Linked DNA regions of Homo sapiens: region 2 is linked to region 1. A link is a contact called in ENCODE Hi-C or POLR2A ChIA-PET data. All regions are on one chromosome and are shown on one strand. The core of a region is the stretch at or near the end of the contact, and the rest is flanking DNA. Distances in the headings are between cores, read along the strand shown. Region 1 overlaps BHMT (betaine--homocysteine S-methyltransferase). Region 2 overlaps JMY (junction mediating and regulatory protein, p53 cofactor).

Region 1 (6,236 bases), core at 1,604-4,103:
GAATACTGGGAGAATCTTCGGATAGCCTCAGGCCGGCCATACAACCCTTCAATGTCAAAGCCAGATGGCTGGGGAGTGACCAAAGGAACAGCCGAGCTGATGCAGCAGAAAGAAGCCACAACTGAGCAGCAGCTGAAAGAGCTCTTTGAAAAACAAAAATTCAAATCACAGTAGCCTCGATAGAAGCTATTTTTGATGAATTTCTAGGTGTTTGGGTCACAGTTCCTACAAATACGGAAAAGGGGGTTAAAAAGCAGTGCTTTCATGAATGCCATCCTACACATATTATTGCTATTACCTGAACAAAATAGAATTACAAATAGCACTTGATAATTTTAAAGTATGTTTTAGAAATTTTCTTAGGAGCAAAATAAGTACAAAGTAAATCTTGAACAGGTTCACTAAGCACCCACCCTGTGAAAAGTATTATGGAAATCACTGCTGCACAGGAAAAGTAATTCAGATGTTAATGCCACTTGAAGAAGTTGGTAGGCTAGCAAAGAGGATGAGACATGAACTGTCATAAAGGACTCAGCAACCAGCCAGGGACAGATAAAGCGCTATGGAAAGGGGCTTCCAAGTTCTTTTGAACATGACCCTTAGTAACAAACACAATTTATATAATGACCCAGCAAAACACATCACATCTTACTGTCGAAATTAAATGTGTGATCCATCCTAGTATTTTCTGTTCCATTCCTTTTCATTCTATTTCATTTATAAAACATGCTAGTTGAGACTTTTCAAATGGATTTTTATGACCCACTACTGGGTTTGGATCCACAGTTTGAAAAATATTGCTACAAGACACTTAAGGAGACCATCCTGTTTAAGTTTATTCTTATAAGTAGGTCAGTCATATGAGACCTGATCAATAAATATCCAATACCCAGAGTCCTGCTCTCAGAGTTCTTCTGTTTCGTGACCCACTTTTCTACCAGTAAAAGACATAGACCAATGGGGAGGAGGGGAGGAGAGATGGATATTTCAGCCCTCTCCATCCTAGTCAACACTGGATCCACCTAGTGCCTCTGGGCCATAAGGCTGAGCAGAGTGAGCTTGTATTAGTTGGTAGCTTTTAAAAAATATAATAAGAAAAAAGTAGAGATTCTCCAAACTCTAGCCTGGTTTCCTAGATTGAGAACTATGATATTTTTCTCTGATAATTTAATATCTACTCTCCTACAAAAGCTCAAGCCTGAAGATACAAGACTATTAGAAGAAACATGACTACCCTCAGTGTATTAGAAAAGAGGTCATGCAGCTTTCTAAACATTATTGAATTGTTTGAGCTGTTTTGAAATTGTAATTCTTTTCAGCTATTAAAAAGAAGAGCAATGAGACTATATTGCTTGTATTTTATTCTTATCCTGGTTCTACAATTTGCTAAGTCTTACATGAAACCTCTATACCTCAATTTCTTCACCTATTTAAAAGAAAAACCTACTTCACAAGTATGCTGGAATTTTAAAGGAGCAGGTGGCAGTATTTAAAAGGAAAAGAGGCCCTACTGGCTCTTTCTGGAGAGCCAGTCAGGGAATTCTAGAAAACAAAAATAGGCCAGGTGTGGTGGCTTACGCCTGTAATCCCAGCACTTTGGGAGGTGGACGGATTACTTGAGGATAGGAGTTCAAGACCAGTTTGGCCAACATGGTGAAACCCTGTCTCTACTAAAAATACAAAAATTAGCCAGGTGTGGTGGCACACACCTGTAGTCCCAGCTATTCGGGAGGCTGAGGCATGAGAATCACTTGAACCTGGGAGGCAGAGGCTGCAGTGAGCTGAGATTGCACCACTGCACTCCAGCCTGGGAGACAGAGTGAGACTCTGTCAAATAAATAAATAAATGGAAAGGCAAAGAAATTGCTAGAATTTTGTTACTAAGAGTTAATAATCCACCCCTAATCCCTCAATGCACAGAAACAGAGCCAAAGCAGCACAACTTTCAGAGGCTGCATATGGCTAGTGGAAACAAGAGTGAACTCCACTTGTTTTTTGTTTTTTGTTTTTTTTTTTGGCAAAGTTGTTATCTATCATTTCTCTTATATTCTCAAACCAAGCTCAGTATTTAAAGCTTTCACTCACAGATGACATTTTATTGGACTTGCTGTTCTATTACTGTGTAAAATGCATGTTCCTTTAATATTCTTTTCAGAGTTTTGTTGCCACCAAAATATTATAACCTTTAATCATTTTTATATCCATCGTTTTTTAAAATATTTTTCTGAAAAGGAGCTATGGTAAAGACATTCTTGAATTAAATTATATGTCAACACTGCCTCCTAGTGGTATAGTTCATATTTTGAAATTGTTTTTAAAATTTCAGTCCCTCCTCCAAACATGTGCATTTTATTTCCAGAAATCTTGTTCATTAAGAGAGAAAGCTCATTTAATACCTAAGAGTTGATTTATGTTAAATAGACATTTCTCACTGGTAAATATTTTTTATGGACTCCGAACCAGAGGGACCTTAGAGATCAAAAGTCCAAACTATCCTTTTAAGGATAAGATTACCAAGGCAGGATGCAAAGTCAGGAAGCACTTCTCACTATTCCAAGGCTGTCAAGAAAGACGGCTTTAGCTTAGCCTTTTGTAGGAAGGGTTGGGGAAGCTGGGGGGCAGTACCAGAACAGATGGTCCACAAAACTAAGGAGTCATCCTCCAGCCAGGAATAAAATAAAGGTCTTTGGCGTTACTCAGAGTAAACATGAACTCACTAAATAAACTGTTTGCAGTTTGTACTCTGACACTTCTACACACTGTAGCAAACCACCTTTGGATAAGACAGCCAAGCCAACGCAGACCCCTAAAGGAAACAAGAACTGCGCAGGAATGAATCAAGAACATCCGTTCCCAACTTCTCCAGATGGGGGCAGCAGGTCGCCAGCAGGAAATGCATGAGTAACCTTATTTTGTTTGAACTTAAGTTATTTCATCAGGCTAAGCTCTAACAGTTTTGGTCAGTTTTTTCTTAAGACATGTGGATCTTTGAATCACATCCAGGACAACGCACCCATCAAGAAAAGCCTTTAACAAGTTTGAGTCAGGAATTAAAAAAGAGGAAGGAAGGGAGAAAGGGAGGGAAAAAGGGAGGGAGAACGGGAGGGAAGGAAAGAAAGGAGAGAGGGAGGGAGGGAGGAGAGAGGCAGGGAGGGAGGAAGGAGGGCGGGGAGGGACTGCAGGAGAGCAGGCAGGCAGGCAGGCTTTATGCATCTCCAACTAGATCCCCATTTTCCCCAGAAACGTTTTTTTTTTTCCAGCCTTCAGCACACTGAAGGGCTTGAGGGCTTTATAGACTGTTCTCCCAAATAGCCTCCTTGATAGTCAATAACATCCACTCAGTCAGTCTGGAACCTCCCACGTGTTACCTGCCAGGTCAAGGACCCTGGCTCTTAGATAACAAAGGAGGAAGAAGTCAATTTCAAGAGAGAAAAATAGGACTTATGAACGGCTTCAGAAATAGTATGCCTGGTGGGATGTTAAACGACAGAATTAGAGATAGCAAGGTATAATATTTCTAAACATCTTCAGGAAGGAATATTTAGTGTTTGAACAGAAAATGATGAAAGGCAGGCAAATGCAAAGAATTCTCAAAAATGGTAACAGGAAGGGTAGGATCCTTTGGTAAAATTGGTGGGAGTGTGGTGAGAGAAAGGAATGGCCAGAAAATGCTTCCGGTTTTCAAGCAGCTGGAGGCATTCTGTTGGCATTGGATAGATGAAAAATTAAGATGATGGAAAATGAGAGAGACAGATGTCATCATTTATGCTGCTGTGAGTTACAGGAATAATACCAAACAAGTCATGTACAGCAAAACAGTAAAAACAGGTTAATTTATATGCCATGAAATCAAACGCATGATCATTTTAACTTGTGGTTAGATGGTTAGATGTTTACATTTAAATTTATTAAAGCTTCCAGGCTGGGCACGGTGGCTCACGCCTATAATCCCAGCAGTTTGGGAGGCCAAGGCAGGCAGATCACTTGAGGTCAGGAGTTCAAGACTAGCCTGCCAACATGGTGAAACCCCATCTCTACTAAAAACGCAAAACTTAGCTGGGCGTAGTGGCAGGCGCCTGTAATCCCAGCTACTTGGGAGGCTGAGGCAGGAGAATCACTTGAACTTGGGAGGCGGAGGTTGCAGTGAGCCGAGATCGCACCACTGCACTCTAGCTTGGGCAACAAGAGTGAAACTCCATCTCAAAAAAATAAATAAATAAAAATAAAAATAAATAAATTTATGAAAGTTTCCTATGTAAATACTTACATGAAATGTATTAAGGGAAACATTTCACTTATTTTTAATAAAAAGATATTTCTCTAAATGCCTGAACTATCTTTAGCAGTCATCACTTGCATGCAAACTGTTAATGTACCCTTCAGAAATTATTCCAGTTTGTTCTTTTGGGCAGGTTCAGTAAGACCTCTGCTTGGCCCCATTCTGTGGTTATTTGTTCCAATTTACTACATGATCTTGAAAGGAAAAAGCTGAATATCTTTTTAAATAGTTCAGACTTTTTCTCAAGTCAGCCTGGTCATTCTTCCAATTATTCTGACTTAATGAGATTTTACTGTTCTTTGCAAAAGTTAACGTCCTAAACACCTGAGGTAGCTTAGTGGAATTCACCTATGGCTCAAAAACACTAGTGGCACATAGCAGAAAAAGCAAGGAAGACATTTAGAATCAAGACTTTGGGGTGCAAGTCCTAGCTTTGCCCCAACTCCCTGCAGAACATTGGGTAAATCACCCCACTTCTCTGTCCTTCAATTTTCTCAACTGTAGGATAACAAGTTTCTAATGCCTTGCTGGAAAACTCCACAGTTGTTTGCGATTTGATGATATAAATAAATAATAGCCTCATCATTGTCAATAAATATTTACTGAATGCCACTTGGTGGTATGTTTCCAGCGGACTGAAATTGTTAATTAATTATTCCCCTGGCTAAACAGACAGCCGACTAAAACAAGTAACACTGTTCAGAGGGCAGGGAAAATGTTACTACCCTAGACTCAGCCTGGTGCTGAAAAATGAAAATGTCATTCCTCCCCACAGGTACTGTTTTCTAAGGAGACTTGGGTCTGTGGTTTTTCATATTATGAACTGTTTCTATTTTCAAGGTTCAGAATTCTTTGTAGATTTGCATAAGCTAAATATTCTAAAAATCATCAAGTGAGTAATTTTTGGTTTAGAGTCCTTCATCTACCTAGGAAGGGAGAGAGCTGGCTTCTCACATTTTGAGAATAGGAGAGTGGAATTTGGGAGCTAGACACCTCAGGATTTTTTTCCTTCCATCAGGCCATTCTCAGCAGCTTGATGACTCCCAGATTTCTCTCTCCAGCCTGGACTACTCCCCAGCATTCAGGCACATGATATCAGCCTGGCCTGTAGACCCAAGCCAGCGGTCCGTGGCCCGGACCCTGTACCTCAGGCCCCAAGCCACTTCCCATGGCCATTCAGGCAGATGCCCCAGGTCTGGAGCAGGTCCCACATGGATCCTGGTTGTCAGAGGCACCTTCCTCAAAATTGTTTACATCCTCCTCCAGTGGCTGAGAGCAGCCAGGGCCAGCTGTGCCATCTAGGAAGGGAACCCCAAGCCTGGACCAGTCAGCATGGGACCCAGTCCTCATTTGTCTCCTTCTGAGTGTTCAGTGACCCTGTACATCCCCGTACCATGTCCCTCACACCCACCCCACTCCTGGAGTGACCAAGTGCCCTAAGAAGCCTAAGGCTTTATGTTGGTCCTGGTTCCAGGAGGGAGCCCTGGTGATAGGATGGCTTCTGCTGGCAGGAACTGTATTTTATCCCAAGATCTGGTGAGATTGGGCTACCCAGTATGGTGCTGACACTCTGATTTTGGCTGACTCACATCAGACACAGGACAAGTTCAGGACCTTTGCCCCTTGCCTTGAGCAGTGAACGTAGGCCTTCATTGGCTCTCACCTGTGAGGGTTCTGACTGCAGCAATACCTATGGTCTGCAGCACTCAAGCGTAAACAAGAATCTAACATAAAATGAATTATTGACACTTCATGTATATATATATATATATATATGAATATATATTCATATATATGAATATATATGAATATACATATGAATATATATATGAATATACATATATGAATATATATATTATATACGAATATATATATGAATATATACGAATATATATACGAATATATAAACGAATATATACGAATATATATACACGAATACATATACGAATATATATAT
Region 2 (6,220 bases), core at 3,697-6,196, 120 kb after region 1:
TAAGATAGCTGGGCATATCTGTAGTTATTTCTTTATTATAAATATATTTTATTATACTTTGAGACAGAATATCCCTCCATCACCCAGGCTGGAGTACAGTGGCACAATCATGGCTCATTGCAGCCTCAACCTCCTAGGCTCAAGTGATCCTCCCATCTCAGGCTCCTGAGTTACTGGGACTACAGCCATGCGCCACCATGCCCAGCTAATTTTTAACTTAATTTTGGGGGGTACATAGTAGGTGTATATATTTATGGAATACATAAGATGTTTTGATACAGATATGTAATGCATAATAATCAAATCATGAAACATAGGGAATCCGTCCCCTCAAGCATTTGTCCTTTGTTTTGCAAACAATCCAATTACACTATTAAATTATTATTGACTGTTGTCACCCAGTTATGCTATCAAATACCGGGTCTCATTCATTCTATTTTTTTTTTTTTTACCCATTAGCCGCCCCCACCTCCCCCTCAACTTCCTTCCTACCCTTCCCACACTCTGGTAACCATCATTCTACTCTCTATTTCAATTGTCTATTTCAATGAGTTCAATTGTTGTGATTTTTATTTTTTTATTTTTATTTATTTATTTATTTTTTGAGACAGTTTCACTCTTGTTGCCCAGGCTGGAGTGCAATGGCAAGATATCAGCTCACTGGAACCTCTGCCTCCTGGATTCAAGCGATTCTTCTGCCTCAGCCTCCCGAGTAGCTGGGATTACAGGCATGTGCCACCACGCCCGGCTAATTTTTTGTATTTTTAGTAGAGATGGGGTTTCTCCATGTTGGTCAGGCTGTTCTTGAACTCCCGACCTCAGGTGATCTGCCTGCCTCGGCCTCTCAAAGTGCTGGGATTACAGGCATGAGCCACCATGCCCAGCCTTTTCTTCTTTTTGATATAGGCACTTATAGCTATAAGTTTCCCTCTTGGTACTGCTTTTGCTGTATCCCATAGGTTTTGGTATGTTGTGTTTCCATTATGATTTGTTTTAATAAATTTTCCTTCTTAATTTCTTCATTGACCTACTGGTCATTCAGGAGCATATTGTTTAATTTCCATGTATTTGTATAGTTTCCATAATTCCTCTTGTTAGTGATTTCTAGTTTATCTCATTTTGGTCAGAGAAAATGCTTGATAGTCAGGTTTTTTTTTTTTTTTTTAATGTTTTAAGGCTTGCTTTGTGACATAACATGGCCTATCCTTGAGAGTGATAGATATGCTAAGGAAAAGAACATGTATTCTGTATCTGTTGGATGAAATGTTCTGTAAGTTTTTGTTAGGTCTGTTTGACCTATGATGCAAATTAAGTCCAGTGTTTCTTTGTTGATTTTCTGTCTGGAAGATCTGTCCTGCGCTGAAAGTGGGATGTTGAAGTCTCCAGGTATTACTGTATTGAGGCCTCTCTCTCTTTAGCTCTAATATTTGCTTTATATGTCTGGGTGCTCCAGTGTTAGGTGCATATATATTTAAAATTGCTATACCCTCTTGCTAAATTGACCCCTTTATCACTATATAATGACCTTCTTTGTCTCTAGTTGTTGTCTTGAAATCTATTTTGTCTAAGTATAGCTATTCCTGCTTTGTTTCCATTGACATGGAATAACTTTTTCATGTATGTCTTCATAGGTGAATGTGTTTCTTGTAGGTAACAGATCATTGGGTCTTGTTTTTTAATCCATTCAGTCCATCTGTGTCTAACAATTGGAGAGTTTAGTCCATTTGCATTCAGTGTTATTGATAAGTACCTTATTCCTGCCATTTTGTTGTTTTCTGTTTGTTTTGTGGTCTCCTCTCTCTTTCTTCATGTCTTTTATTGAAGGTGATTTTTTCTGGTGATACTATTTAATTTCTTGATCTTTTTCTTTTTGCGAATCCATTGTATGTTTTTTATGTTTTTTGGTTTGAGGTTACCATGAAGCTTGCAAATACTATCTCATGACCCAGTATTTTAAGCTGATAACAACTTACCACTAATAAAGACTCTAATCTTAACTTTGTCTCCCCACTTTTTAACTTTTTGTTGTTTCTTTTGTTGTTGTTGTTGTTTCTATATATCTTATTGTAAGTTGTCTAACCGTTATTTTTGATTGGTTCATCATTTAATCTTTTTTTTTTGGAGATGGAGTCTCGCTCTGTCGCCCAGGCTGGAGTGCAGTGGCGCAATCTCGGGTCACTACAACCTCCGCCTCCTGGGTTCAAGCGATTCTTCTGCCTCAGCCTCCTGAGTAGTTGGGATTACAGGCATCCGCCACCAAGCCCAGCTGGTTTTTTGTGTTTTTAGTAGAGATGGGGTTTCACCGTGTTAGCCAGGATAGTCTTGATCTCCTGACCTCATGATCTGCCCACCGCAGCCTCCCAAAGTGCTGGGATTATAGGCGTGAGCCACCGCCCAGCCTGGTTCATCATTTAATCTTTCTAAGATAAGAGTAGCTTACACACCACAGTTACAGTGTTATAATCTGTTTTTCTGTTTACTTACTATTATCAGTGAGTTTTGTACTTTCAGATGATTTTTCTTTTTTGAGACAGGGTCTCACTCTGTCTAGGCTGGAGTACAGTGGCATGCAGTGGAGTGCAGGCTCAAGCAGTGCCCCCATCTCAACCTCCCTAGTAGCTGGGGCCACAAGTGTATGCCACCACTCTTTATTTTTTTGTAGAAATGGGGTTTTGCCATGTTGCCCAGGCTGGTCTCGAAATACTGGGCTCAAGTGATCCACCCATCCTGTCCCCTGAAAGTGCTGGTAGATGACTTTTTTTTTTTTTTTTTTTTAAAGACAGAGTCTTGCTCTGTCACACAGGCTACAGTGCAGTGGCTTGATCTTGGCTCACTGCAACCTCCTCCTCCCAGGTTCAAATGATGCTCCTGCCTCAGCCTCCTGAGTAGCTGGATTACAGGTGCCCACCACCACGCCCAGCTATTTTTTTTTTTTTTGTATTTTTAGTAGAGACGGGGTTTCGCGATGTTGGGAAGGCTTGTCTCAAACTCCTGACCTCGTTCGTGATCTGCCCGCCTCAGCCTTCCAAAGTGCTGGGATTACAGGCATGAGCCATCACGCCCCAGCTTGGTAGATGACTTTTTTATTGCTCATTAATGTCCTTTTCTTTCTGATTGAAGTACTCCCTTTAGCATTTCTTGTAGAGCAGGTCTGGTGTTAATGAAATTCCTCAGCTTTTGTCAGGGAAAGTCTTTATTTTCTCCTTCAAGTTTGAAAGGATATTTTTGCTGGTATTCTATTCTAGGGTAAAAGATTTTTCTTTCAGCACTTTATGTCATGCCGCTCTCTCCTGGCCTGTAAGGCTTCTACTGAAAAGTCTGCTACCAGATGTATTGGAGCCTCATTGTATGTTATTTGTTTCTTTTCTCTCACTTCTTTTAGGATCTTTTCTTTATCTTTGACTGTTGGAAGTTTGATTATTAAATGCCTTGTAGTCTTTAGTTAAGTCTTCTTGGTGTTCTATAATAACCTTCTTTTACTTGGATATTGGTATCTTTCTCTAGGTTTGGGAAGTTCTGTGTTATTATCCCTTTGAATAAACTTTCTACCCCATCTCTCTACCTCCTCATTAAGGCCAATAACTCTTAGATTTGCCCTTTCGAGGCTATTTTTTAAATCCTGCAGTCACACTTCATTGTTTTCTCTTTTTTTTTTCCTCTTGACTGTATTTTCAAATAGTCTGTCTTCAAGCTCACTATTTCTTTCTTCTGCTTGATCAGTTCTGTCATTAAAAGCCTCTGATGCATTCATTCTTCAATATGCCAATTGTGTTTTTTAGCTCTGGAATTTCTGCTTGGTTCTTTTATTTCAATCTCTTTATTAAGTTTGTCTGATAGAAATCTGAATTCCTCCTCTGTGTTATCTTGAAATTCTTTTAGTTTCCCCCCAAAAAAGCTACTTTGAATTCTCTGTCTGAAAGGTCACATATCTCTCTCTCCTTTTTTTTGAGACAGGGTCTTGTAGTGGTGCCATCTCGACTCACTGCAACTTCCACCTCCCAGGTTCAAGGGATTCTCCTGCCTCCGCCTCCTGAGTACCTGGGATTACAGGCACCCACCACCACGCCTGGCTAATTTTTGTATTTTTAGTAGAGATGGGGTTTCGCCATGTTGGCCAGGCTGGTCTGGAACTCCTGACCTCAATTGATCTGCTTGCCTCGGCCTCCCAAAGTTCTGGTATTACAGGAGTGTGCCACTGCACCTGGCCACATATCTCTGTTTCTATAGGATTGGTTCCTGGTGGCTTATTTATTAATAGTTCATTTAGTGATGTCATGTTTTCCTAGATCATCTTGGTACTTGTAGATGTTCATCTGTGTCTGAGCATTGAAGAGTTAGGTATTTACTGTGATCTGCACTGTCTGGGTTTGTTTGTACCTGTCCTTCTTGGGAAGGCTTTCCACATATTCTAAAGGACTTGGGTGTTGTGATGTAAGCTGTATCTGTTTTAGGGGACACCCCAAGCCCAATATTGCTGTGGTTGTTGCAGACTCATAAAGGTACCACCTTGATGGTCTTGGTCAAGATGTGAAAGAATTCACTGGATTACCAGGCAAAGACTCTTGTTCTCTTCCCTTACTTTATCCTTAACAACAGAGTTTCTCTCTCTGTTCTGAGCCATCTAGACCTGGGGGTGGAGGGACACAAGCACTCCTGTGGCCATCACCACTGGGACTGTGCTGAGTCAGACCTGAAGCCAGCACAGCACTGGGTCTCCCCCAAGGCCTGCTATAACCACTCCCTGGCTACCGCCTACGTTCATTCAAGGCCCTAGGGCTCTACAATCAGCAAGTGGCAAAGCCAGCCAGCCAGGCCTGTGCCCTTCCCTTCAGAGGGAAGAATTCCCCCAGGTCCCTGATGGGTCCTTTCTGGAAGCCAGGGACTAGAATCAGAAACCTTGGAAGTCTACCTGGTGTTCTATTGTATGGCAGCTGAGCTGGCACTCACACCACTAGGTGGAGTCCTTCCCACTTTTCCCTCCCCTTCCCAGTGGCAGAGGAACCTCATCCCAGAGGAACAAGCCCAGGGGGAGTACTGGCAGACTGCTGCTGATGTTCCCTTCAGGCCCAAGGGCTCTTAAGTCAGTTTGTGGTGAATGTTGCCTGGCCTGGGACTCACCTTTCAACCACCCTTCAGGGCAGTAGCTTCTCCTATAGTCCAGGGCAGGTTCAGAAATGCCATCCAAGAGTCAAGTCCTGGAATCAGGGACCCCATGAGCCCACTTGGTGTTCTACCCCACCGTGGCTGACCTGATAGCTAACCTGGTGCCAGGAATCAAGCAGAAGTAGTCTCGCCCCACCCCATAGCTACCACAGCTGAGAATGTGCAGAGTCTCGTAAAGGGTAATTTGCATCATCTTGCTCTGTCCTATTCCCCTTAGCTAACTTAAAAAATGTTTTTTAGGGATGGAGTCTGTGTTATCCAGGCTGGTCTCGAACTGTTGGCCTCAAGTGATTGTTCCTTTTTGGCCTCCAAAAGTGGTGGGATTACAGACCTGAACCACTGCACCTGTCCTTCTTTCTTTCTTTTCTGCACCTGTTCCCATTGTGCTGACCTTCCTGCCTTCCTCCCTCCCCCACCCTTCCTTTCATTTCTTTCTTGCTTGACAGGTTCTCCATCGCCTAGGGTTGCGATCATAGTTCACTGCAGTCTCAAGTCTTGAGCTCAATTCATCCTCCCACCTCAGCCTCCCTAGTAACTAGCCGATATTACAGGCATGAGCCACCAGGCCCAGCCATAGCCAAGCCTTTTAAATGCATTATTTGCTGAAGTCACTATACACAGTCCTATTTTTGCTCCATTATGTACACCATCACCACTGCCTTTTTTTTTTGGTTAAGTTCCACATTCCTTATTTTATTATTATTATTATTTTATTTGATTTTATTTTTTTTTTTGAGATGGAGTCTCACTCACTCTGTCACCCAGGCTGGAGTGCAGTGGTGCGATCTCGGCTCACTGCAATCTTTACCTCCCAGGTTCAAGTGATTCTCCTGCCTCAGCCTCCCAAGTAGCCGTGATTACAGGCGTGAGCTACCATGCCCGGCTAAGTTCCATACTTCTTTCTAGGTAGGGCCAGATCAGGTCCCTTCCCTATAGAAAGTCATTTCTGACCACTGTAAGAAATCAGAGGCTGGACATGGTGGCTCATGTCTATAATCCTAGTACTTTGGGAGGCTGAGGTGAGCGGATTGCTTGAGTCCAAGAGTTCAAGAGCAGC

What was found. Hi-C counts contacts between places; a loop is a spot of excess contacts on that map. ChIA-PET counts read pairs that join two places held with the same protein, here RNA polymerase II (POLR2A). Pooled maps may share reads with other maps.
Region 2: a map of mammary epithelial cell shows a loop between it and region 1 (4-fold over the local background). The contact joins two enhancer-like sites. A Hi-C loop is called at or near these places in 3 of 168 maps with a recorded cell type or tissue (Calu3, gastrocnemius medialis and mammary epithelial cell), 2 of 37 single-sample maps with no recorded cell type and 7 of 50 pooled maps. POLR2A ChIA-PET finds 5 or more read pairs at or near these places in 2 of 52 experiments (K562 and WTC11).

The regions. Positions count from the first base shown.
Region 1 is chr5:79,130,943-79,137,178 of GRCh38, forward strand. It overlaps BHMT (betaine--homocysteine S-methyltransferase), which reads left to right. Exons shown (of 8, transcript NM_001713.3): 8 at 1-1,346. The coding sequence ends at 174. Among named protein-coding and RNA genes, the nearest start is that of BHMT, 22 kb to the left of the region's middle. Within about 2 kb of position 2,854, at least 25 of the 41 ENCODE cell types and tissues checked have a DNase peak (open chromatin) inside an H3K27ac peak, as active enhancers do.
Region 2 is chr5:79,251,190-79,257,409 of GRCh38, forward strand. All of the region lies in intron 1 of JMY (junction mediating and regulatory protein, p53 cofactor), which reads left to right. Among named protein-coding and RNA genes, the nearest start is that of JMY, 18 kb to the left of the region's middle. RefSeq lists an enhancer at 4,187-4,975. Within about 2 kb of position 4,947, at least 2 of the 41 ENCODE cell types and tissues checked have a DNase peak (open chromatin) inside an H3K27ac peak, as active enhancers do.